Regions from separate parts of the Homo sapiens genome. Here region 1 is linked to region 2. Evidence: chromatin loops called from intact Hi-C (ENCODE). Cell type or tissue: psoas muscle. All regions are shown on one strand. Links, peaks and the distances in the headings refer to the core of each region. The heading gives the core; the rest is flanking DNA. Region 1 overlaps PLEKHA1 (pleckstrin homology domain containing A1). Region 2 overlaps BTBD16 (BTB domain containing 16).

Region 1 (12,489 bases), core at 2,997-10,996, 160 kb after region 2:
ACTAATTATTTCACCACAGTTTAAAATGTGATAAATGTGTACCCTTTGTTACCTTTAAAATATTAAGCCATATGAATATATGACCTATTCAGAACTAAAATTAAGTAAAAAATGAAAAGACTGTGCTATTATTGGTTGCAGTGAAATTCAGGGAAGTAAAAACTAAGTCTTATCAGCAGAATAATGTTTGAAAGATGATTCGTGCTTATTAAAGAAATATGGCCTTTCATTGTTATAGTCTATATTTTAATTTTTTTCATTCTAAAATATGTGGGATAATTCCTAGTGTTGACTGAGAATATACTCTTAAATAAAATGATACAGCTGGGAGGTTCTCTTTTAAACACAGTTCAGTTGCAGCTGGAACACTGTATTTCAGTTTAGGTTGGCTGAATCTTCAAAGTGTCATAGGCTGCCAAATTCAGCTTTGGTGACGGAACTGGTTTCCTAGTGGAAATGGTTTTTGGCTATCATTGCTTTAAACTCACCTCTAAAAACGCGTTGCTTTGGGAAAGAACTTGCACATTTATGCTGCATGGCTTCTGCTGCTGCCTTTGTGTGTGTGTGTGTGTGTGTGTGTGTGTGTGTGTGTTTTATTTGTTTTTCAGAGAATCAAGTCTCACACTGAGTTACTAACCTGGTCATGAGTGACTGACCGTGTCTGACTGCCACTCCTTTTTGCAGGAGCATCCCCCCGGTCCTTCAGAATCCAAACACGCTTTCCGTCCTACCAACGCAGCCACCGCCACCTCACATTCCACAGCCTCTCGCAGCAACTCTTTGGTCTCAACCTTTACCATGGAGAAGCGAGGATTTTACGAGTCTCTTGCCAAGGTCAAGCCAGGGAACTTCAAGGTCCAGACTGTCTCTCCAAGAGAACCAGCTTCCAAAGTGACTGAACAAGCTCTGTTAAGACCTCAAAGTAAAAATGGCCCTCAGGAAAAAGATTGTGACCTAGTAGACTTGGACGATGCGAGCCTTCCGGTCAGTGACGTGTGAGGCAGAAGCGCACGGAGCCTGCCTGCCTCTGCCGTCCTCAGTTTCCTTTCATGAGGCTTCTAGCCAAAGATGATAAAGGGGGAAATGGTTTTTAGTGCGTATATTATACTGCCTCTTAGGTGTACTCTTTATAAGCTGGTAAACCAAGAATCTAGGGAGTGGCCAAACTAAATATAATTTCTTTAAAAAAGAAAGAAAAAGGAAAAATCCAAAATATCTCAGTATCATCTGTCTGAAGCATTGTGTGTTCTCATTCGGGTGGTAACAATGTATGTGTAATATTTTTTTCTTAGTGATTTTGACAGTTTAAATGTTTAACAACTTAAAGCATTAAAAATGCTTATTAATAACTTTGGTCATTTAAAAAATGCTACAATGACTTCCTATTAAAGGTTCAATATTTACACATTCTTATTGGTTGATATTACCACATGAAATATTGCCAGACCAAGATACCTAAACTCATGATGTCTGTGGTGCTGTAAAATTTATACTAAAATGTGGACTATTTTGAAATTATAACCATTTTTGATGCCCTGAATCTTGAGGTGACTTATTTTGCATAGAGGATATGGATAGACCAACAGTAAGGGTTGTGGGTTATACCGGCATAGAGAAAAGAAGAAAACTAGAATTGAAACAACTGTGTCTTAGACATTTGTTTGAAAAAGCTTCATCAGGCCTTGGAGCAGTCACTGCTTTATTCCGCAAAAATTATTTGGTAGGAAATTTTTGGGAGATCTGATTTTCTTATCCAAGTTTTGTAAATAGTTGTTATTTCTATATTTGGATTGGTGAAAGACCTCAAGTTTATATGTAAAGACATAACTGCCCTTAGTCATGAAATTGTTGTGACCTCTACTTTTTGTCACTAATAGCCTACATTCAAGTGCCTGTGTTTTTTCATCTTGTTTAGGAATGTTTTGAGATTAATGTGCTTAAAAGTCCTACGTGACTGATTTTAAACATTGTGATAAAATTAATTTTCAGTAGAATAGTTGAATGTGTTAAGATAGGATTTTATGTTAGAGATACCAGAATGCTGGTATTCTACTACTTGTGCAATATATATGTTTTAAAAAACAAATTTGAGAATACATTTAATCATAGGGATATAGATATAAGCACCTCTCTAAAGAATCTTTAGTTTCCGACGTTGAATTATAGACCAGTTTGAGTAAGTACTGCTTTTTTTTTTTGGAGACGGGCTCTCGCTCTGTTGCTCAGGCTGGAGTGCAGTGGCGTGATCTCAGCTCACTACAGCCTCCACCTCGTGGGTTCAAACAGTTGTGCTGCCTCAGCTTCCCGAGTAGCTAGGATTACAGGTGCATGCCACCACACCTGGCTAATTTTTGTATTTTAGTAGAGATGGGGTTTCACCATGTTGGCCAGGCTCGTCTCGAACTCCTGACTTCAGGTGATCCACCCATCTCAGCCTCCCAAAGTGCTGGGATTACAGGCGTGAGCCACCATGCCCGGCCCATAAGTACCGTTTTTGAGGTTCAGTCTTAAACATTTGCTTTAAGAAAACAGTCTTGAATTTCACATGCTGCTATTTTTATATTTTGCCATTTTACAGTACTGTTTTGTTTTGAATTCATGCATATCATTGAAAATTTCTCGTTTTCATTTTCTTAGATGACTTCTTGTCTGAGACAGAAAAATTTCCTACTACAGCAGTGCAGTCCAGAGGTTAAGATGTATTAGAATTATACAATATCAGTTTAAAAATCTGTATGCATAAAGAATGCACCACTCAACTTTTTTATTCATAAGCTAATATTTTTTTAAAGTTACATTAAGATTTTTTCTCTTTTGCAGCTACATTTGAAAGTGATAGAATAAAGAGATTTTAATGAGTTATCACTTTTTCAGCTGATATATTCATTTTAATGGCTTTTTTGAAAGTTCCTTTTTCATGAACACACCCGAGAAATCTTAAATAGACACTTTGCAATATTTAAGAACCTAATGCTGTTTAATTTTGGTACAGCTTCCACATTGCATGTTCACTTTAGTATTTGCAATTTGATATATTTCATGGTGGCAAAATATTAGCTCTGTTTTGGGACATTTTAAAATAGAACTATCCTTGTTCGATAGCATAGGAAAATGTTCTGGTGATTGTCAGGGTCTCCTAATATTTATCTCAATTCTTTTATAAGTCTATGGAAATTATTTAATTATTTTAAAACGTACACACTTTTCTTGTAAATATGTCACATCTGAGTTCAAAAAAATTACTTTGAATACCTTAATATTTGCTGCATTTTTTTCCGTATATATAACATGTCTTCTTTCAGAATGGGAATATATGTGTGCCTCCCAACATTTACTGTTAAAGTGTGTTATCTTTATATGTCAAACTGGTTGAACACTGTAATGAGAATAAACTGCACAGAGTTTATTCTGACTTATTTCTCATTTTGTTTGGTTCAGCCCTTGTGTGATGAAGTAAATACAATGATTAGGGGTGTGTTTGGTTAATTGACTTCAGTTTACATATTTAAGGACAGAGTAATTATTTGGTCATCTTTGCAAGAATAAGAAACTTCAGATCTGTGAATTCTTAATGCATCCCTGCATGTGAAATTATAGAAGGAAAAATGATTTTTTTTTGATAGGGGAAAGAACTTGCTTATTTTTCTTAATTAAAAAACATGTTCTCAAAAGCAGAATTATCATATGTTAGCCTCAGAGCATCGTGTGGATCATCTGGGCTGCTCACAGTGCTCCATGATTATTTAGACGGCATGATGTAAGGCGGAAAGCAGAGGGCATCTTAATCTCCGGGTGGGCAGTTGAGATGCACTCAAAAAACTATGTCGGGTGTTAGAGGCTGCTCCTTGCAAACGTTCCCTATTGGTGATAAATATTCCACGTCTGTTGCGGTGAACACCATATACAGGGCCTAGTGCAGTGCTTGGTGCACTTGGTAAAGCTTAAATACTTCTCCAGTGAGGACAAGGCATTACTGTAGAATGTGTGAACTTCCCACATTAGAGAAAAGTGTATACCTATTTGTTAGATAAATTGTACTTTTGAATTTCTGGAATATTCTTTCCTTAAAGCAACTTGCCTTCAATGATTCGAGATACCTTCTTTTGCTTGTTGTGTCTAATCCATTGTCAGATCCTGCTGCTTTTCCCTGGCATGTTCATACCTTGTTCTCTGAAATTCAGCCGGGAATGACTTTGAACCAGTATGTCTGCTCACCTATTCATGTCCTGTTGGGGCTCTCCTGGACTACCCTATTCCTGTCATTGTGCAGAGTAGGTATCAAAGTAGACATCTTCATCTGTTGCCTTTTCCTGAAAAGCTGAATGACGACTTAAAGATCAGCTAGGCCAAGCCCCCACCATCAATGCTAACTGAGATAAATTGAGACCCCAGAAAGGAGGAGGATTTGCCTGGCCCATGGGGCACGTTAGCAACGAAGCTGTAACTGTTGGCTTCTCACTGTACTTGGGAGCATCATTAGGATCTGTGCCCAGGGTGTAGCTAGAGTAATCCAGCCAAATATACCAGGTTGCTTCCTAATAACCTATGGCATTCCGCACCTCCTCTCCAAAACACATAGGCTTAGTGTTCTTTTTTTTTTTCTCAGTCTTTTTCTGAAGGCCATTTGTTGTGTGAAATGGCTTTCTTCATCTTAGACCTTCAGATCTCTGTTGAATCAAGTGACTTGTGAATGTCTAGCCATGCAACAGCAGCTCACGTACTTCCTGTGTGTGTTCTAATATGCTGCTGCTACAAATGGATGGAATACATTGTCCTAGAATGCAAGGACCTTGAGGTTTGTGTCTGCGTTTCACCTGTTAGGTTTTCTGTAGTTCTGTTAGACGATGGATATGTTTATGTTTGATACCCCTTTATTGCAGCATGTTCAGCACTTTCAAAAAGGAGAGCATTTAGTATTTGGTTCTATTTAGGAAGGGCTTTTAATTATTTCCAAGAACTTATCTAGGTTTAGCAAATGAAGCTTTAATTTTTTTAGTATGTCCTACCTATTTTTCTGAAATATTATTTTCTTACCAAAAGTGCCATTGCGTGTGTAAGCCATGTTTTCTTGTTCACGCCAGCCATGGGAGGTGATAATAGCCTGGGTAACAATTTCAGTCATACTTGTCCAGGAGCCTGCTTCCTTGAAAGTGACTGATGTTCCGGTGTTCCTTTCTTTCCCATTGGGTCTTGGACACCTGATTGTTACCATGGTGTTTGTCCACTGCTGCTATGGTCTTGTTGATGCTGCTCCAAATATGTAGCTGTGTTTTCTGGATACATAATTTTTATTTAAAGCTTATTCCTGGACACATTTTGTCCATTTTTGAAAAGATCTAAACTAATTTGACTAGTAGAATTAGGCTAACAATACATGGTTCAAGGAAAAATACTGCCTTTTGTAATAAAAGTTTCTTCTTGCCTAGTGTCTCATTGGTCTGAATATAATGGCTGTCTTAGACCCGGCATCCTGGCGCCTGTCTTCAACTCTAGTTCTGCCGTATGTGACTTTAGGCAAGTGTGTGTGTTTCGGAACTTCATTTTCTACATTATATAAAATGGAATTGGATAAAAGCTACATCTGTCTTGGTAATTATTATTATTAACTGATGCAACTTTTTTTCCTTTGAAAAGTATTTTTTTTATTATTTAAGTTTTAGGGTACATGTGCACAATGTGCAGGTTAGTTACATATGTATACATGTGCCATGCTGGTGTGCTGCACCCATTAACTCGTCATTTAGCATTAGGTATATCTCCTAATGCTATCCCTCCCCCCTCCCCCCACCCCCCAACAGTCCCCAGAGTGTGATGTTCCCCTTCCTGTGTCCATGTGTTCTCATTGTTCAATTCCCATCTATGAGTGAGAACATGCGGTGTTTGGTTTTTTGTCCTTGCGATAGTTTACTGAGAATGATGATTTCCAATTTCATCCATGTCCCTACAAAGGACATGAACTCATCATTTTTTATGGCTGCATAGTATTCCATGGTGTATATGTGCCACATTTTCTTAATCCAGTCGATCATTGTTGGACATTTGGGAAAAGTATTTTTAATGTTTTTATCCTAAACCCAAAATAAGAAGGGAAAGCTGTAAACATTTTTGCTTTAACAAAAAGGAAATCCCTTTCTTAGCTTTTCTTTCACTTCTAGTTGCAGTTCAGGAATTTTCTGTAAGTGGTGCTTGTACCTTTATCAAAAGTTCTGTTAACAGTTGGTGAGGCAAGAAATATTTGTATCAAAAATGCAAAGATATGACAGCTTAATACCAGATCTCAGTGTTCAGAAGTTTAGTCCATATAGGATTTGTGTATGTTATCTATTTTTTAAATGATTAAATTGTATGTTTTAAACCTCAAGTAAGACACATGTTGAAAATATGGCTGAATTGAGGCTAGCATTTACAGTTTTGATTGATGAAATCTGTATTTTTTGATACATTTAATAGTGCCTTACTGTGGTATATTCATGTGGTAATAGCGCCACCTTCTGGTTATATCATTGCTAAATTTAAAATTTGGAAATTTGGAGTCTGTTTATTGCCTCCATCGTAGAAAATTAGATAAGATATGTGATTGCCTAGGATAGTTTTGAAATTAATATAAAATTCAAACTAACATTTACAAATTATAAATTTTTTATTTAGAGATGATTGTAGGTTCACATATAGTTGTAAGAAATAAAACTTTCCAAACTTTCAAAATGGGGAATATTTAGTATTTGGTCCTATTTGGAAAGAGCTTTAATTATTTCCAAGAACTTACCTGGGTTTAGAAAATGAAGTTTTGGTTTTTTAATTATGTCCTACCTGTCAATTTCTGTTTCTGTAAGAAATAATGTAGACCCACACGCCTGTAGTCCCAGCTATTCAGGAAGCTGAGGCAATTGGAACACTTGAGCTTAGGGGTTTGAGATCAGCCTGGGCAGAATAATGAGACACCATCTCAAAAAAAAAAAAAGAAAAGAAAAAGATATTGTGTACCCTTTACTCAGTTTCCCCCCAACAGCATCTTGAAAAACTAATACAATATTATAACCAAGATACTGACACTGATACAGTCAAGATGCAGAACAGTTCCATCATCACAAAGGCCCCTCTTTGTTGTTCTTTTTATAGTCACATCCATCTCCTATTCTGCAGGTTTGGAAGCAGACTTAGCCACTTGTCCAGAGTCAGATTAGGCTTGAAATGTATCTTTCTGATACCAAAGTTTGGGCTCTTAACACACTACTTCTACTGTCTCAGTAGAAGTCTTGAAAACTTCTCTTTTAAAATAGTACTTCCAGATTACTAAATGAGTTGAATTCAGTCTGTTTTCAACATTTCTAGAACCATACTATTTCAAATGACATATTATTTATACATACCTTTAAATTTAACATTTGAGAATCAATCATAGGTACGTATCAAATTACAACTTCCCTGAAAGATTTCAAGCCCTGACATTTGATAAATAAGGTTACCAGAATAAATAGTAAGTAACAGATTGAAATAGCTTTAAGATGCTGGATTCTTGCTTTGGAAACAGCTATAGGGCCTGGTTATAAAGATAATCACTTGGTATAGGCTAACAGGTTTTTTCCATGTGGAGAAGCTTTGACCTGATGGAGTTGGGTCAATTGGTGTCTTCAGTGTACGACATGCAGCACACAGGAGACCTAAGAAGACGACAAAGATGTCCACGAGGAATCTGCCGAAAGAAAATATAAAGTAATATGTGATAAAATCTAGCATGGAAAACTACGCATCAGAGACTGAGATGGCCCATGGGTGATGGTGTGGGTAAGATAAGTGTTGTGATGGAGAGGGCCTTTGGGGGGTCCCATGAGAGAAAAAGGTACTTCTAAGTAAAAGCCATGTGACTTTATAAATTTCTAAATGTTGATTCAGGGGTCCTAAGTGATGGAGAAAGTTTACATTGTTCTCTTAAGGCTCCATTGCCTCTTTCCCTCCCGAACTGTGGTATGTATACCTCTAATGCACGTTTTCTTTAGTGGGGAGGAAAGGAGGGGCTGTGGAGAACTTTCCATGGTCAGGAACTTACATCAGCCTTTTTTTTTTTTTTTTTTTTGCCTGTCTTTGGTACCTTATCTTCATGTTATGAATGTAACCTATTCCCTGTGGAAACATTTATTATTATTTCCAAATAGGGCCTTTGGTCCCAATGGCGTCTGTTTCTTTTTGACTTCTACATACGTCATGCTCACGGTCTTGGTTCGTATTGTCACTCATGCCATTTTTTCTTCCCATTTGCTTTTTGCCTGTCTAGTTTGAAGGTGGAAGATTTTCCGATGAATCAGATATGGCAAGTGAAAGGAAGTGAAGAATTAAGGGTAATGACAAGGTTTTCAGCCCGAACAACTAGAAGCCATGAACTGAGGTAGCAAAGATTGCAGGTAGAGCAGGTTTGATGGAAAAGATCATGATTGCAGTATTGGTTGCAGTATTGAGTGTTAGGGTTGACATGTCAGACATCCAAGTAGAAATGGCAGGCAGGCAGTTGGATATGCAAATTTGGAATTGAGAGAAATCATTATTGGAAATAAAAATGTGGGAGTCTTCAAAGTATTCGGTGCTATTGAAGGCTTTGAAACTGGATGAGATCATCTTTAGAGAGAATGAAGATGAAAGAAGAAAAGAGAACCATGGAATGAGCCCTGGGGCGCTCCAATATTAAGAGCTTTGGAAGAAGAGGAGGAAGTAGCCATGATGAATGAGAAGGTGTGACCACCACATCAACAGGATATCAAGAGTACGTTGTGTCTTAGAAGCCAAGTGAAGAAAATGAAGTGAGGAGGAGATCGGATGTTTCAAATTCTGCTCGCAGGTCAAGTTAAGAGGCAGCCTGAGAAATGCCCTTTGTGTTTGGCAACGTGGACAGTACAGATGTCATTGGTGATCTTGCCAGGGCCTGTTCTGATGGAGTGGTGGGGACAAATAGAACTCTTTTTGAGGCATTTTGCTGCAAGAGGACTGGAGAAAGGTGACGGTTGCTAGTAGCAAAAGTAGTCTTTTCTTCTTAAGACAGTGGCTTGGCCAGACACGGTGGTTCACGCCTGTAATCCCAGTTTTGGAGGTCTAGGTGGGAGAATAGCTTGAATCTAGGAGTTCAAGACCATCCTGGGCAACATGGCAAAATCCCATTTCTACAAAAAATACAAAAATTAGCAGGGTGTGGTGGCGTGCATCTGTAGTCCCAGCTACTTGGGAGGCTGAGGCGGGAGGATCACCTGAGCCTGGGGAGGTTGAGGCCACAGTGAGCTGTGATTGTGCCACTGCACTCTAGCCTGGGTGATAGAGTGAGTCACTGTCTCAAAAAACAAACAGAAAACAATAACAAAAGATGGTGGCTTATTTGTTGATGAAATGACCCAGTAGGAAAAGAAAGATTGATGATGTAGAAGAGTACAGAATTGTTGGAACAAGTCCTTGAGGAGGTGAGATGAGATGGAAGCTAGGGCACAAGTTGGCTTGACTTCTTCAAATGCACAGGTGTTTATCTGGGGTAGGAAGGCACAGTATGTGGTGCAGCCACTGGTTAAGTGGGTAGACGTGGAGGGGTAAGTCTCTGAAAGTCTCTGCCTTAGTCTCAGTAAACTAGGAAACAAAATTCGCAACTGCAAGTAAGGTGGGGAAAGGTGTGAAAGGCATGAGAGAATAGATGTCTAGGATTGGGGAGAAGGAATGGACTAGGGACATTTAGGATATTCTGAGCAGCACTGAAAACCCACTGAGCTCTGTGTGCATGAATGACAGTGTTCAATAACTGATAACTGTAGTCATTTTTGTCACGCTCCTGACTTCAGTGGAAAAGCCTCTAGTGCAGGCATGTCCAATCTTTTGGCTTCCCTGGGCCCCAGTGGAAGAAGAAGAATTGTCTTGGGTCATACATGAAATACACTAACATTAATGATAGCTGATGAGCTAAAAAAAAAAAAATCGCAAAAAAATCTCATAATGTTTTTAAGAAAGTTTACAAATCTGTGTTGGGCCGCATTCAAAGCCGTCCTGGGCCACATGCGGCCCGTGGGCTGTGGGTTGGACAAGCTTGCTCTAGTGGTTCCCCATGCTGCTGGCTTTTGGGCTGAGAAATATTTTATCAGGTTAAAGAAGTATCCAACTATTCATATTTTGTTGAGTTTTTTTCTTAAGAATGGTGATTGAATTTTGTTAAATATCTTCAATATGTCTGGAAATAATATTTTTATCCCTCTTTAATTTGGTGAAAGCTGTTAATCCAGTTCTCAATATTTAACCATCATTACATTTCTGGAATAAATCCCATTTGGTCAAGATATGTTATTTTAAAAATCTGCTAGATTTTGTTTGCTATTAGGGATTTTTGCATAAATATAAATGATACTGGTCTGCATTTTTCTTTTGTGTAGCTCTAGTCTTTGTAGGTTTTGTGGTGTTTTACTAGCTTCATAGAAAATACTTGAAAGGTTTTTTTTTTTTTTTAAATTTTAAGCTGTTACAGAACAGCTTCAAAAGAATTGGTATTCTAGGCTGGGCACAGTGGCTCACGCCTGTAATCCTAGCATTTTGGGAGGCCAAGGCATTTCTCAGGCTGGATCACCTGAGGTCAGGAGTTCGAGACTAGCCTGCTCAACATGGCGAAACCCTGTCTCTACTAAAAATACAAAAAATTAGCCAGGCATGGTGGCAGGTGCCTGTAATCCCAGCTACGTGGGAGGCTGAGGCAGGAGAATTGCTTGAACCCGGGAGGCAGAGGTTGCAGTAAGCTGAGATGGTGCCACTACACTCCAGCCTGGGTGACAAGAGTGAAACTCCATCTCAAAAAAAAAAAGTTGGTATTCTATACTCCTTAAAGAGTTAGTGGACTTCCGCTAGGAAATCCTCTCAACCTGGTGCTCTTTTGAGGGTGTGCCATTGACAACCTCCTCATTTCCTCTATGAGAATTGATATGCTTAGGCTTTCTATCTTTTCTGGGGTCAGTTTTGATCAATTATATCCATAGAAAATTATACATTTTATCTAAGTTTTTAAATGTATTTGCATGGAGCTGAGCACAATATACAGAACTTATTTAAGGAGAAATGCATTACTGCAGATCCCACTTTGTTCTTCAACTCAAAATATCCAATGCTGTGAAGATTGCTTATATGACAAGTTGTGCTATCTTCTGATTTTTACCTGGAAGCAATGTGATCACAAACATACCACCAGATTAAAGTGGTAGTACTCAGGTAACAGGAGGCCATCCAAATTAAATTTAGGAGTCTTTAAAAAATTATCAAAATTCAATGTAAAAAGTATAATTTCTTGTAAAGAACATGTGGTTCCTGGAGAACATGTCTAGGTTCCCCATTTGAGAAACACTGTCCTAGTGAATAGCATTTGAACTTATCCTACGTTCATTGCCCTTCCATGTCCACCTTCTCACACAGTGCTTCTGTGTATATCTGGCACTCCAGTTCAACTGAACCTTTCCATCTCCCTGTTTCCCACCTTCCTGCTATTATTTGTGCTGTTTCTTCTGCCTGGAACGCCACTTTCCTAATAATTGTTGCCTGTTAATTCCACACCTTCAATTCTCACCAAAATGCCACTTTCTCCTTGAAGTGTTGGAATTGCTTTCTCATCTTTCCCATCACACAAGCCTTGGTGACCCCAAAACACTGGATTCCCTTCTCCCTTCCCATGCCAACGTTCAGTACAGTTCATTGGAACAGAATTCACTTTAAGCTTTGCTCTTAAACTTTGGCCTAGTAAATAGCTTTTCTCCTTTCACTGTAGTCCCTTTTAAAAGCCAAAGACTTCAAAATTTGGAAGAGATTAGAAAATGAAAACAGTCCAAATCCAGCTCTTTGTTGATTAGATTGGCCCAAAGGGGACATAAATAAGACAAGCAAAATGCAAACGAATTCTAGTAGTAATGGCCACTGTATAAGCACTGCACCAGTGCAGTGGTTTCAGCAGCTGGTCCTGGGCCCCTTTCATACTTAATGTATGTTTGGTTTTACGTTTAATTTTAGGTGCTAACAATTACCTCATGGGCCCCTCTTAAGTCTGCTGTGAGAGAAATCCTAATCCCCTAAGGCAGTGGTTCTCAAAGTGTGGTCCCTGAGACCAACAATGTCAACATTACTGAGAACTTGCTAGAAGTGCAAATTATTGCTCCCATCCCAGTCCTACTGAATCAGATTTTCTGGGATTAGGGCAGGCAATCTGTTTTAACAAGGCCTACAGGTGATTCTGACATCCATTAAAGTTTGAGATCGGCTGGGCATGGTTGCTCACACCTATAATCGCAGCACTTTGGGAAGCCGAGGCGAGAAGATTGCTTGAGTTCAGGAGTTCGAGATGAGCCTAGGTAACATAGTGAGACATCGTCTCTACTAAAATTCAAAAAGAATTAGGCATGGTGGTGTGTGTCTGTAGTCCCAGCGACTTGCATTGCGTGCTGAGGTGAGAGGATCGCTTGAGCCTGGGAGATCAAGGCTGCAGTGAGCCCTGAGTGT
Region 2 (12,489 bases), core at 2,281-10,280:
GAGGGCTCCTTAAAAAATGCTAGTGAGACTACAGTAACCCAGTAGAAAATTGCGGAAAACCTATGATTAGGCAGTTTTCAGAAAAGAAAAATTAAACAGCCAATAAATAGATAAAAGAATGCTCAACCCCACTGGTAGCCAGGAAAGTTCAAATTAAAGTAAGAATCTGAAACCATCTGACACTCACCAGCTTGGCAAAAATAAATACGATGATACTACCTAGTACTAAAGATGTTGTGAAAAAAATGACAACACTTATAAATTGGTGATAGGAATGTTAATTGCTGCAATTTTGGGGCAAGTGAATTGGTATTAACTATTTCAATTGAAGATACAGATCTCTGACATAACTATACCACTTGGAAGACTATTTCATAGAAATAAAAACAGCAACACAAAGATATATATATATATATATATATATACACACATACATACATATATATACAGATGCAGATATAGGTAACATGTATAGATATATGTATACACACATGTACACAAACTGCCATAATAATGTGTATGCATATTGTTCCCATTGTTTTTATTATGGGAATAAAATATAGGAAATAACCTCAATGACTTGGCAGAGGAATATTTTAATAAATAATGATGCATTCACTGTATGAAATATTATGCGGCCAGAAACAGTGTCTCATGCCCATAATCCTGGCACTTTGGGAGGCCAAGGCAGGAGGATTGCTTGATATCAGGAGTTCAAGACCAGTCTGGGCAATATAGATCAGTCTGGGCAACCCTGGCTCTAGAAAAATTAAAAAATTAGCCAGGTGTGGTAGCGGACACCTGTAGTCCCAGCTACTGGGGAGGCTGAAGTGGGAGGATCACTTGAGCCCAGAAGATTGAGGCTGCAGTGAGCCTTTATCACACCACTGCACTCCAGCCTGGGCAACAGAGCAAGACCCTGTCTCAAAAAAAGAAAAAGTGATATTATGCAGCTATGTTAAATTTTTCTTTCCTGTCATTGTATTGGTTCACTAGTTACAACAAGCATATATTATTAATACTTTTGCAATTAAAAAGTCCAATTAAGGCAATTAAAAGGCAAAGAAAAACCTGTCTGCCCAAGTGGAATGGAAATTCTATGAGGCAAGGATCGTGTGCATTTTGCTCACTGCTGTCTCTCAGAAACGGCTAACGCCTCTCTCCATATGGCGACTGCACAGGAGATGCTTGTTGGTGAATGGATGAACATAGCCATGGCTGTGATGCAGGTGAAGTGCTGTTTGGGGAGCAAAGGGAGGTCAGCTGAGGTTCTTGGTCATCAAGTGCCGTGGCTTCTGCTGGTTTCACCAGCTCACCCACTTCTCCTCTTCTCTGATGTTGCTCTGGGGAACTACCCAGTCCCCAGTGCACGTTCTTGTTGGGAGAATTAGTCAAGGTGTCTGCCCTCAGGGGCCAAAGAGTGGGCCCCTGAGCTAAGCCAGGCCAGTTGGGGCCTCTTGCTGAGAATCTGGATTGAAAAGAACCCTGCATAGATGGACTGTGGGAGAGCCGACTCATGCTGGAGGCAGCGCCTGACAACAACAGCCACCAACTCCTGGTGCGTGCCACCCAGGTCCCTGCAGCTGCTTCCTGTTCTTTCCCGGAGAGTTCTCCAGTTTCCTTTTGAGTCTATGAGACCCTCCTCTCATCACCATCCTTCCAATCAATCTTAACCTCCCCGCAACCCCATAATCAAATGGGTTTCTGTTGCTTGTAACCCAACAGCCCTGATAATGTTCAGAGATAACTGGAAAGTCCTTGCACTCTTCCTCTTTCATGACCCTGTAAGCTAGGGTGACCATCAGTCTACAGAGCTCCAGGGCAGCCCTGGCCTACAGCCATTGTCCAGGCCTAATTATTAATATCATCCCTTTAGTCTCCTCGTCTGAATGATCAATTATGTGATCAGCCTACTTATAGCTATCTTTTGGTCTTCCTCACTTTGGCAAAGGATTATCTTCTGTTTTGCTTTATCTGAGCCACTTTCCCAGAACAATAGCAGAGATCTCTCTATTCACCTGCTTACAAAAAAAACAAAAAACAAAACCAAACAAAAAACCCCAGCAACAACAAGATATTCTCTTGATTGATAAATAACCCACATTCGAGGCTTATTCATTATTGTTCCTGTGGCAAAGTATAGATTCTTTAGGCCAATCTCCTCCATAATATTTTGAAAAGTATGGAAAATGTCACCTTTACCTCTTTTGTCTTCTAGGTTGCTTGTCTTTTCTCTCCTGCGTAATTTCCACTTTCATTCATGATAATGTCGAACACGGTGAGTAGATCAGTTTCTCAAGAAGGTAGGTGATGAGAAGAAGCATTTGCTTATGGTCATTTTGACAAATTTCCACAAGGGGCTGGGTTCTGCACCACCGAGGACCTCAAGCATTATTGGCTGACTCGGCTGGAAAGAGCGCGTCCAGGCAGCACCGTCCAGAGGGCAGAGAGCAGGCTTGTGGTCTGAGCTGACGATGTTTTACTTTGACGTTTTACGTGACAGCCGGACTACATCTAGACTCAGATTCCACAGTTTTTAATCACCCACCATCTTCTAGGCACTATACTAAGGCATATTTCCCAAACTTTATCCTACTTTATACTTTTTACAGCATTGGAAACAAGATGATATCCCCACAATCCCCACCATCGCCATCCTCACTGTCGTTGTCACGATAACCATTACCGTCACCACCACCACCCATTATTTCCATTTTACACATGAGAACTGAGAGCCTCAGAATGTTAAGTAACTTGCTCAAGGTCACACAACTAGAAAGTAAAATTTGAACTCATATGCTCTAGTCCGTGGCCCATGGTCTCGTCACCTCTCCATTGGTGCCCTGGGTGGCTTGGGATCAATGACATCCATTCCTGTGGGTCCCTCCTCGTGCTTTTTTCCTTGCTAGGTTGCTTTGAGCCTTCAGTCTAAGGTTTACATCCATGCTGGGTATCGTCCTTCTTTTTTATGTAAATTGCTGAATTTCCCCTGGAGCCTCAAGAAAATGTCTAAGACTGAGCAGTTCTGCTCCTGGGCATATAACCAAAAGAATAAAAAGACAGGTGTTCAAAAAAAAACTTGCCCATGAATATTCACAGCACTCTTCACAATAGCCAAAAGGTATAAAAAACCCAAGTGTCCATCAACTGATGAAGGAATAAGCAAAATGTGGAATATTTACACAGTGGAATATTATTCAGCCTTAAAAGAATGAAGTACCAATACATGGATGAACCTTGAAAACATTATGTTATGTGAAAGATGCCATCCACAAAAGGCCACATATTGTGTGATTCCACTTGTATGCAATACCCAGAACAGGTGAAAACATAAAGTCAGAACATAGGGGCTAATCTGAGAAAGCAGGTTAGTGGTTGTCCCGGGCTGGGGACATGGGAACAGGGAGTGACAATTTAATGGGTATGGAATTTCTTTTGGGGATAATGAAAATGTTCTGGAATTAGGTAGTGGTATTGGTTGCATAACGTTGTAAATGTTCTAAATGCCACCAAATTGTACACTGTAAAATAGATACAATTTTATGTTTTGTATATTTTACCACCATTAAAAAAATTCCTTGCCCAAGATCTCCACAGTTTAATATCTCTTTGTATGACAAGTTAGGATACGTACTCAAAGGACAGTACTTAAAGCCTAATACTATCCCTGCCTGTGGATTCTTCAGAGAGCTACCTGCAAAAAACAGTCTTTCTCCTTGACCTCTTACCCTCTGACACCTCTTGTCCTAGATCCTAAATTCCAAATTACTTTGTAGCTTGAGATCCTTGGTCTATGGAATACAGTGTCTTTGCCTTGAGTTGTCTTGTGAGAAATATTAGCCATGTTCAAAAATTAACCAGCACTGTAAAATTTGTCTTGATTTCCTTCTTGCTATACAATTTGGAAAATCTGGCATTTATGTGAAGTTAGAAAAAAAGATGTCTTCTCTTTCTTTGATTACCAAGCAGCACAAAGCTCGGCTGGAACGCCGGGTCACTGGCTCAACCAACCGGTGGCGTTTGCCCAAACAGCCTTTCTCTGGGGACCTGCTCTCACTTTCCCAGATGTGCAAGGCTCTGAGCATAGACTTTGAGGAAGCTTTGAGGAACCCAGACAGGTATGGAGACTCAAAGGTTTGTGGGAGGGAATGGCCCATTATTCCTGGGAGGGGAGGTGCCTGATGACCGGGCCACTCTGATTGGCTGCAGTGGCTGTCAAGGGCACATCTGCAAGGAAGGCTCCCTCTGGAGCCAGCTCTCAGGCATGGACAGGGTCATAAGTGACTACTACCTCTGAGAATGTGGGTGGTTACAAAAGTGCAGAGAAAGATTGAATTTTTTTTTTTTTTTTTTTACAATTTTTCTTCCCAGTGGGAACTTTGAACCCAAACAGGATTCTGAGTTTATTATCCAGGGACCAACTGATTTTTTGACAAACAAAACTTAGTTAGTCCTGGCTCAGTGTTTAGACAGCTTGTAAATGTCCATTTTCACCCAATGAATTGATCCTCTCTCAATCTCATGGCATTCCGAGCAGTAGGCTAGACCCACTTCTCCATGTGATGAGTTCTCTCTTGCCTCTCCTGGAAACACAGAGCTGGACCCTTGCCTTAGTCTGTTTGTGTTGCTATAAGGAAATACCTAAGGATCAGAAATTTATAAAGAAAAAAGGTTTATTTGGCTCAAGGTTCTGCAGGCTGTACAAGAAGCATGGCGCCAGCATCTGCTCAGCTTCTGGTGAGGGCCTCAGTCTGCTTGTACTCATGGTGGAAGGCAAAGAGGAGCCGAGTGTGCAGAGATCACATGGCAAGCGAGGAAGCAAGAGAGAGGAGAGAGGGGAGGTCCCAGGCTCTTGTTGACAACCGGCTCTTGTGGGAACTAAGAGAGTAAGAACCCACCCCTGAGGGATGGTATTAATCTATTCATGAGGGATCTGCCCTTATGACCAAAATGCCTCCCATTAGGCCCCACCTCCAACATTGGGGATCAAATTTCTACACGAGGTTTGGAGGAAACAAACATGTAATTTGTAGCAACCCTATTGCAGAAGGTACACCTCATTTCCCTGGTGCCATGGACCTGGCTTGATGCCGTTACCATCCTTAGGCTGGCAGCATCAGTCTTGTGAGCTCACAGCCAAATCAAAGTGAGCATGGACTGTACTCCTGGGACAGCACCTGGCACAGAAGAACTGCCTGCTCAATCTTTCTTCAGCGAGTAGCCAAATCTTCCCTCTCTAGAGCCACTGGCCAACACTTTTCCGTTGCCGAGTTCCTTAGTGCCAGGGCTCGGCCAGGGATGCAGGTGCTGGAGCTAGGCCTAGGAACAGAGGCAAAATGATCCCAAAAGCTGATGAGAGGGTCTGGGCAGCAAGAACTAAATCTCTGTGAGTCACTGAGCTAAACTGGAGGCAGTGGCCTGAGGGGTGGGGTGTTGAAATGGCATTTGGTGCTGGGCATTTGGACTGTTAAAAGCAGTCTATCAATGGGGCTGGAATCTCCACTTCTTCACTTACTAATTCTGTGACCTTTAGTCAGTGGCTAACCCTCTTTGGGCCTCAGTTTCCTCATCTTTCAAATGGTTATAGAGCACCTTCTTCAAGATGAAGAGTCATCTTGAGGATTAAATGAAGCCATATATTGAAAATGCTTTGCACTGTTTCTGGCAAATAGTAGATGCTTAGTAAACAGAACTATTTTCTTTATTGCCTGGGCAGCATTTTAGTAATTAATCCCGGTGATTTCATCTTGGGGTGTCTCAGCTCTGTGCTCTGCCAGTCAACACCCCCTTTATTTCACTCTGCCTCCTTGCACCTTCCCCAGTTCCTTCCTCCAGGACAACACCTTCCTCCAGCACAACAGGGGCAGAGGAGCCGGTCTTCTGGGGAGAAGCTTTTACACATCTGGCCCTCTCCTTTGTGATATTGGGAAGCTGCATGTCCAGAGGCAGCAGATACTCTCAGGTGTTCTGGGTATGTCTACTGCCACGCATCTGGTGCTCAGCTGATTCAGGATTGGTTCTGCCAGGGCACTTGGGCTCTGTTCCATGAGCCTCTTGTCCTCCTCCTGAGATAGTGGGCTAGCCTGGGCACATGCTTATCATGGTGACAGCAGAGGGCATGAGGGTAAGCCCAGGAGCTCATGTGTCTTTCAAATCTTCCACCATTTCACATTCACTAGGCCCCATGAACTGAGGCAAGTCACGTGGCCAAACTCCCAGTCAAGGGACAGAAAACACACTCCGTCTCCTTATGGAGAGAAACTTTGCAGTATGGAGGCAAAAGGTTTGGACAGAGGGAGGGATGAAGAATTGAAGTCACTGGTGCAGTCTACTGAGTATGGGAGAAACTGATGTTCTGTAATAAACACAAACTTGTCTGGGCATGGTGGCTCATACTTGTCATCCTAGTGCTTTGGGAGGTCTAGGTGGGAGGATTGCTTGAGGCTAGGAATTTGAGACCAGCATGGGGCAACATGGTGAGACCCTGTCTTTACAAAAAATTTTAAAATTAGCCAGGTATGCTGGCTTGAACCTGTAGTACCAGCTGCTTGGGAGACTGAGGTGGGAGGATCACTTGAGCCAAGGAGATTGAGGCTGCATGCAGTGACCTATGATTGTGCCGTTTCACTCCAGCCTGGGAGACAGAGGGAGATTTGTCTCTAAAAATAAAAAAGAGACAGAGAAAGAGAAACACACACACACACACACACACACACACACACACATCTTTTCTTTGTGTTCACAATAGGAATTTGTTCCATGTGATTGTGAGTAACTTCTTAGAAAGAATAAAGGGTGTGTATAACATGAAGGGCTTATTCCTGGTAATTCTTGTGAACCTTCAGGCATCAGGCAACTCTCAGGTGGCAAACTCCACTGTCAGTAAGGGCCTGGAATGCCCCATGCAACATACGTTATATCCCCCAAAGCACTACATGGCTGTTTCTGCCCCACCTGGCAAGCTGTGTTCATGTCATGGATGGTGTCATTGCTGCTTTTCCCACCTGGGGGTGCTGTCTGCTTGGACAGGAGCTGGACCAGTCTATTTCTTGAGTTACGGAAAGGGTCATTCATGATGGAAAGCTGAGGGAACAGGCTCCCAGCTTCTCGTCTATTTCGGGTATGTAATTGTGCCCAGCTGGCCAACACTTCCTTCTGCCGTGTCTGGGTTTTCATGACGCAGGGAGTTCCTGGTCAGCCACTCAGAGGTGCTGATCTTCAGGCTGCTGATCGTCTTACCTTGGTCCTTTTGCAGGCTCTGGGGCACCGAGTGTGGGAGAGGAGGCTGAGAGGAGGAAATGTTAACTTCCTTGCGAGTACTCTAATCTTTTTGTGCCTTAGTTTATGTGCAAATCACGGATACTGTCTTACAGGGTTGTGTGAGAATTATATGACATGATTCATGTAAGGAGCTTAGAAAAGTGTCTGGCACATATACGCTCAATGCACATGTGTCAAGCATGTCCCTGGGGTCCACAGGCGTGTATGGATGCGTGCTGTCATGGAAACCCAGAGATCCAGCACGGGAGGTGTGTCTCAGGCCAGACTGGGGAGGGGGCACCCCCACGAAGGCTCAGGGGGTTGTGGCCCTAGGAAAGACCCAGAGCCCTCCTTGTCCCCAGCTGGTGAGGCTGCCTAGTGGTTTTCTCCCTTTCTGCCCGCAATGCCAAGTCCATTCAAGGGTGGGAGGAGGTCATGCTTAAGAGGTAAGAATGGGAAGAAGGGACCCCTATATTTTTATATTATATTATATTATATTATATTGTATTATATTATATTATTTTATTTTATTTATTTTTAACCAGAGAGTAGTTCTGGGATAGTGGGACTAGAGAACAATGACCCACGTTAACCTAAATAACAAACAGAGAGGAGAGGAAGACTCTCTAAAAGAGGCTGATGTTTATTCTGGAACAGGCATTGCAATGCAATACCAGTGCCACTGTAAACTACGTGTATATTCAGGGATGTAAAGGAAAACAAAGGTTTTTTTGTTTTGTTTTGAAACAAGTCTTGCTTTGTTGTCCAGGCTGGAGTGTAGTAGTGCAATCACAGCTCACTGCAGCCTCAGCCTCCCAGACTCAATTGATCCTCCCGCTTCAGCCTCCCAAGTAGCTGGGACCACAGACATGGCCACCACATGCTGAATTTTTTATTTAATGTTTTGTAGAGATGGGGTCTCTCTATGTTGCCCAGGCTGGTCTCAAACTCCCGGGCTCAAGTGATGCTCCTGCCTCAGCCTCCCAAAGTATTGGGATTACAGGCATGAGCCACCGTGCCTGGCAAGACAAAGGTTTTTAAAGGAAAAGTGAGGAGGATTACATCATTGCTCTGAGATAATTATCCCTGGCTACAAGGATCCATAACAAGGGCGACACCAGTTTGAGTTGCAAGGCAGATGTCCTCGCAGTACTTTTTTTGTGTGTGAGGTTGTGATGGCCTTTGTGTGTGGCTGTAGGTTTTGCAGAGTCTTTTGTGATAGTTCTTATTATCAGGCATTCATGTGTGAGAACTCTCCCTTCCTGGCCTTCCCCACCTCTATTTGTTGGGTGGATTTTTTTGTTTTGTTTTTTTAAAGAGATTTAGAGATGAGGTCTCGCGCAGTTGCCCAGGCTAGAAGGCAATGGCTATTCACAGGCATGATCACAGCTCACTGCAGCCTCAAACTCCTGGGCTAAAGCGGTCCTCCTCCCTCACCCTTGCATGTAGCTGGGACTATAGGAGCATGATACCATGCCAGGCTCCATCAGGGTATTTAACACATCATAACTCCATTTTTATGTTGATACCTTTCACAGAGACAATGAAAGAGAGAATGCTAACTGAAGGCATGTCCTTGCAAGTTATTCCAAACATTCACTCTTTCACTCCTCCCTTCCTCTGGGACCAAGAAGCAGAAAATGGAAGGACTGGGGTCCAGCCCCAGGTCTATGTAACTCTTCCTAGTTAATCAAATTGGCATTTTGCCCTTTGGATAGTTTGCTCCAGGAAGTCCGTATGTCCATGAGAAACTTACTTCCTCTTCTTCCCCTTCTGCCTTTCTCCATCATGGTCATGACTTGGGGGCGTGAGCTCCAGCCTAACAGCACGTTCCCAGCATCCCCGCACCAAGCATTGCAATGGGACCACTGAGTCCCAAACAGTGAGACAACTCACAGATGCCATGTGTTCCGTTCACTTTTCCAGTGATCCTAAAATGAACCACAGCCCTTGGGAACAGCAGAGCCTACATGACGAATGGTATATCTTGACAAGCAGCCCTCACACCCAGGAGAAGGCAGTGTGCTCACCTCTGTTTCCCGGCATCCCTTGGCTCAGCCGATGACACTGATGTTTGTGAGAGTAGTTGAGTTCATGGACCTTGCGCCATATTTTCCAAAGTCTGTGGCTCCATTTTGGGATCACGGTCTGAACTCTTGACTCTGGCCAGCTCTTTCCAGACGTGTCACCCAAGCCACGAGGGGGATCGAGGGAGGAAGCGAGGGTGGCTTGGGTCAGATCTCCACTGCTCCTGTTGAATAAGCAAGTCCAGCTCCCACTGCCTGCCTTAGGCTGAGTCATTGGCAGCCATCCTCCCCCCTTGGAAAGGGCAGCACGTAGTTGGCAATATTCTGGACACGGGCTCCCACCCATGCTTCCTGCATGCACCCTGACCCATGGGGTCTCCTGGGATTGTTGGAGACAGCGTGGTGAAGTTGACACTGCATGACACAGAGCAGCTGTGGTCACAAATGTCTCTTGGCTGGCTGGCTTTCTGGGATGACTGTCTTTAAGCTGCGAATATGTGACTCAAATTTTGTTTCACTTCCTGGCTTAACACGATGAGTCCATGGTGTTTATCTATGTGGTCATGGATTCATTAATGAATATTGCTGAGCACCTGCATGATGGCTTGTGCCAGGGTCATAGCAGTAAACACATGCCGTATCTGTCTTGCAGAGGATACACAAGTAAACAGGCAGCCACAAGACACTCCAGAAGGAGTTTTAAGGGGAAAATCCCAGGACGGGCAGGGGTAAAGCCACTGGCCCAGCATCCCCAGAGAAAGCGGCAATGAAGTTTATTCTGAAGAATGAGTAGGAGCTTAGCAAGGGGAAAGGCGAGGAGGAGAGCATTTGGGAGAGGGAGCAGTGCATGCAAGAGATGAAAGCAGCAGTTGGCAGGTCCAGGTGCAGGCTGCTGAGAAGGGCTGGAGTGGGGACCGTTGAGGGACCAGGCTGCAGAAATATGCAGGAGCTGGTTAGCCGTGCTAAGGAGTTTGGGCTTTCCCCCAAGAGCAATGGGGAAACACTGGAGGATTCTCAGCAGGAGAGAGACAAGACCAAATTTGCATTTTGTGGGAGGCAGGCCTCCGAGCAGAGCAGGGCCGGAGGCTGGGAGACTTTGGCAGTGACTGGAGGGAGATCACAGGGGCTTAGACGAAGGCTATAGCAAGAACAGCAAAGAGAGATGGACAAATTCGAAAGATCTAGGCAAGTGATGAGATGTAACAACACTCAGCATGCTGGCTTGGGCAACTGCAGGCTGGTGGTGCCATTTCCTGAAATGAGAATCCGAGTGAGCAGGGTAGGATTTGGGGTAGATGCTAGGTTTAGTTTTTGGACACACTGAGAATGGGACCTGTATGACCTCTAAAGAAAAATGTTGGTGAGTTCACATCCCAGAAATGAGCAGAACCCTCTATTCTTTTCTCCCAGCAGATATTTACTGAGTGTCTACTATATGCTAGATAATGTTTTAGACACTGAATAAGGTGTCATTCAGGCAGCCAATTATGGCCTGAAATATCTCCTCGGTAAGGCCTACCCACAAACTGAACACAGCAATCACATTATGAGCCAGCTATCAGAAAGCCTACAGTTTTTCAGATCGGCAAATGGTGACCTGAGGAAACTCTTCCAAAGGGCGAGATATGATTAGCTTGATCAATGGGTGCTTTAAGGACATTTATGCTAGAATAATGCATGTTGTAGTTGGAGAAAAATGTCAGTATTAACTCCTGGATTTTATATTTGCATTTTCCCTTGAGGTTATGCATTTCACAAATCCAGAAGTTTTTCTTTGAGAATTTCAAGAACAAGGACATCCAAAGTGGGGAAGCAGGTGAGTTTGTGTTATCCATGGATTAAGCCAGAATGTTGCTGATTTCAGGGGCATCTTGTGGTCTTTATGGAAGGAGACCAGTCCATAAACCAGGGCGCTAGTGTATAAGTTGCAATTCTCATCCACTTCCCAGCGTCTAAGAAATAATAGGTGCCCGGTAAATATTTGTCAAATGTGCAGTGAGTGAAGTCAAGCTTGGTAAACACATTTTCATATGCTCCTCGCCATGATAAAGACAAATGTGTTGATGTCAATAAATAGCCCACACCTGTAATCCCAGCAGGAAGGCCCAGGCGAGTGAATCACTTGAGGTCAGGAGTTCAAGACCAGCCTCGCCAACATGGTGAAACCCCGTCTCTACTAAAAATACAAAAACTAGCTAGTTGTAGTGGCATGCACATGTAATCCCAGCTACTCAGGAGGCTGACGCAGGAGAATCACTTGAACCCAGGAGGAGGAGGTTGCAGTGAGCCAAGACTGCACCACTGCACTCCAGCCTGGGTGACAGAGCAAGACTCCATCTCAAAAAAAAAAAAAGTAGTCTTTGTATTGAAAGACTAAACAGAGTGCAGCAAGCATAAAGCAGCTGTTCTTTGTCTCTTTGGGCTCTAACCAGTCATGACTTGGACGTTCACAGCTGCACTTGTTCAAGAGGACTTTTCTGAGGCAGGATCAAGAATCAGGATAGGTCCTTTTTTGCTAGAAAAAGGTTCATTGAGCCTCATGAGGAGGCAGCTTCTTAAAGTGGATTTTTTTTTTTTTTTTTTTTTTTTGGATAAAGCCTACTGCATGGTGTGACTGCCTGAGATCAGAGCCAGACTCCTTTCCAAAGAAAGGCTAATAAATTCTTTTCTCTCCTTCAACTCTGAACAGGAGAAGTAGTCTGAGACCATCTCCTGGCATGAGAGAAAGAGCTCTGGATTGATTAGTGATGGCTGCCATGCATTGGCCATCCTGAAAGTGGAAATTGACATCCAGTGAGTGAATATGCTGTATCCACAATTCCGCTCCTGCCTATAATCACCCTGATGGGCTGAGACTTTTTCTAACTCAGCATAACCAGACCACCTAAGGCAATGTAATATTTGAGATGCAAACCCCCCGGAACCCCAGCACTAAACAATATCATAACATGGGTGAATAACAATAATAATAGCAGGAAGAAGAATCAGGTACCCAAGGTCACACCGTGAAACTAATGGCAAAATCAAGAAATACGTAGATGGGGCTAGTGACCCTTCAGGTCCTGTCTGGCACTCAGATTGAGGGTTCTAGGCACCTCTCCTCCCCCCAGCTCTGTACTAACAACACAGGAGCTGAGCCATGCAGAGTCCTCTCCCCATGGCCTCTTGAGCCTCACCTGGCCTGGCATCCTTGGTTTCGCCA

Evidence for each region. Hi-C counts contacts between places; a loop is a spot of excess contacts. Peaks named below come from ENCODE experiments on the same cell type or tissue, not always from the same donor. Only the 100,000 strongest peaks of a DNase experiment are listed, where the experiment ranks them.
Region 1: a loop joins it to region 2, with 10 times the contacts of the local background. A loop is called at or near these places in 9 of 110 quality-filtered maps.

The regions. Positions count from the first base shown.
Region 1 is chr10:122,428,940-122,441,428 of GRCh38, forward strand. PLEKHA1 (pleckstrin homology domain containing A1) reads left to right here. Exons shown (of 12, transcript NM_001001974.4): 12 at 685-3,406. The coding sequence ends at 999. Among named protein-coding and RNA genes, the nearest start is that of MIR3941, 18 kb to the left of the region's middle. In psoas muscle, for the core only: a CTCF peak has its summit at 6,480 (motif pointing left); no DNase peak of the experiment used is centred there.
Region 2 is chr10:122,272,822-122,285,310 of GRCh38, forward strand. BTBD16 (BTB domain containing 16) reads left to right here. Exons shown (of 16, transcript NM_144587.5): 2 at 2,219-2,278; 3 at 3,970-4,118; 4 at 11,030-11,103. The coding sequence starts at 2,261. Among named protein-coding and RNA genes, the nearest start is that of BTBD16, 7.8 kb to the left of the region's middle. In psoas muscle, for the core only: a CTCF peak has its summit at 7,011 (motif pointing right); a DNase peak (open chromatin) is centred at 7,000; H3K27ac peaks cover 3,940 bases.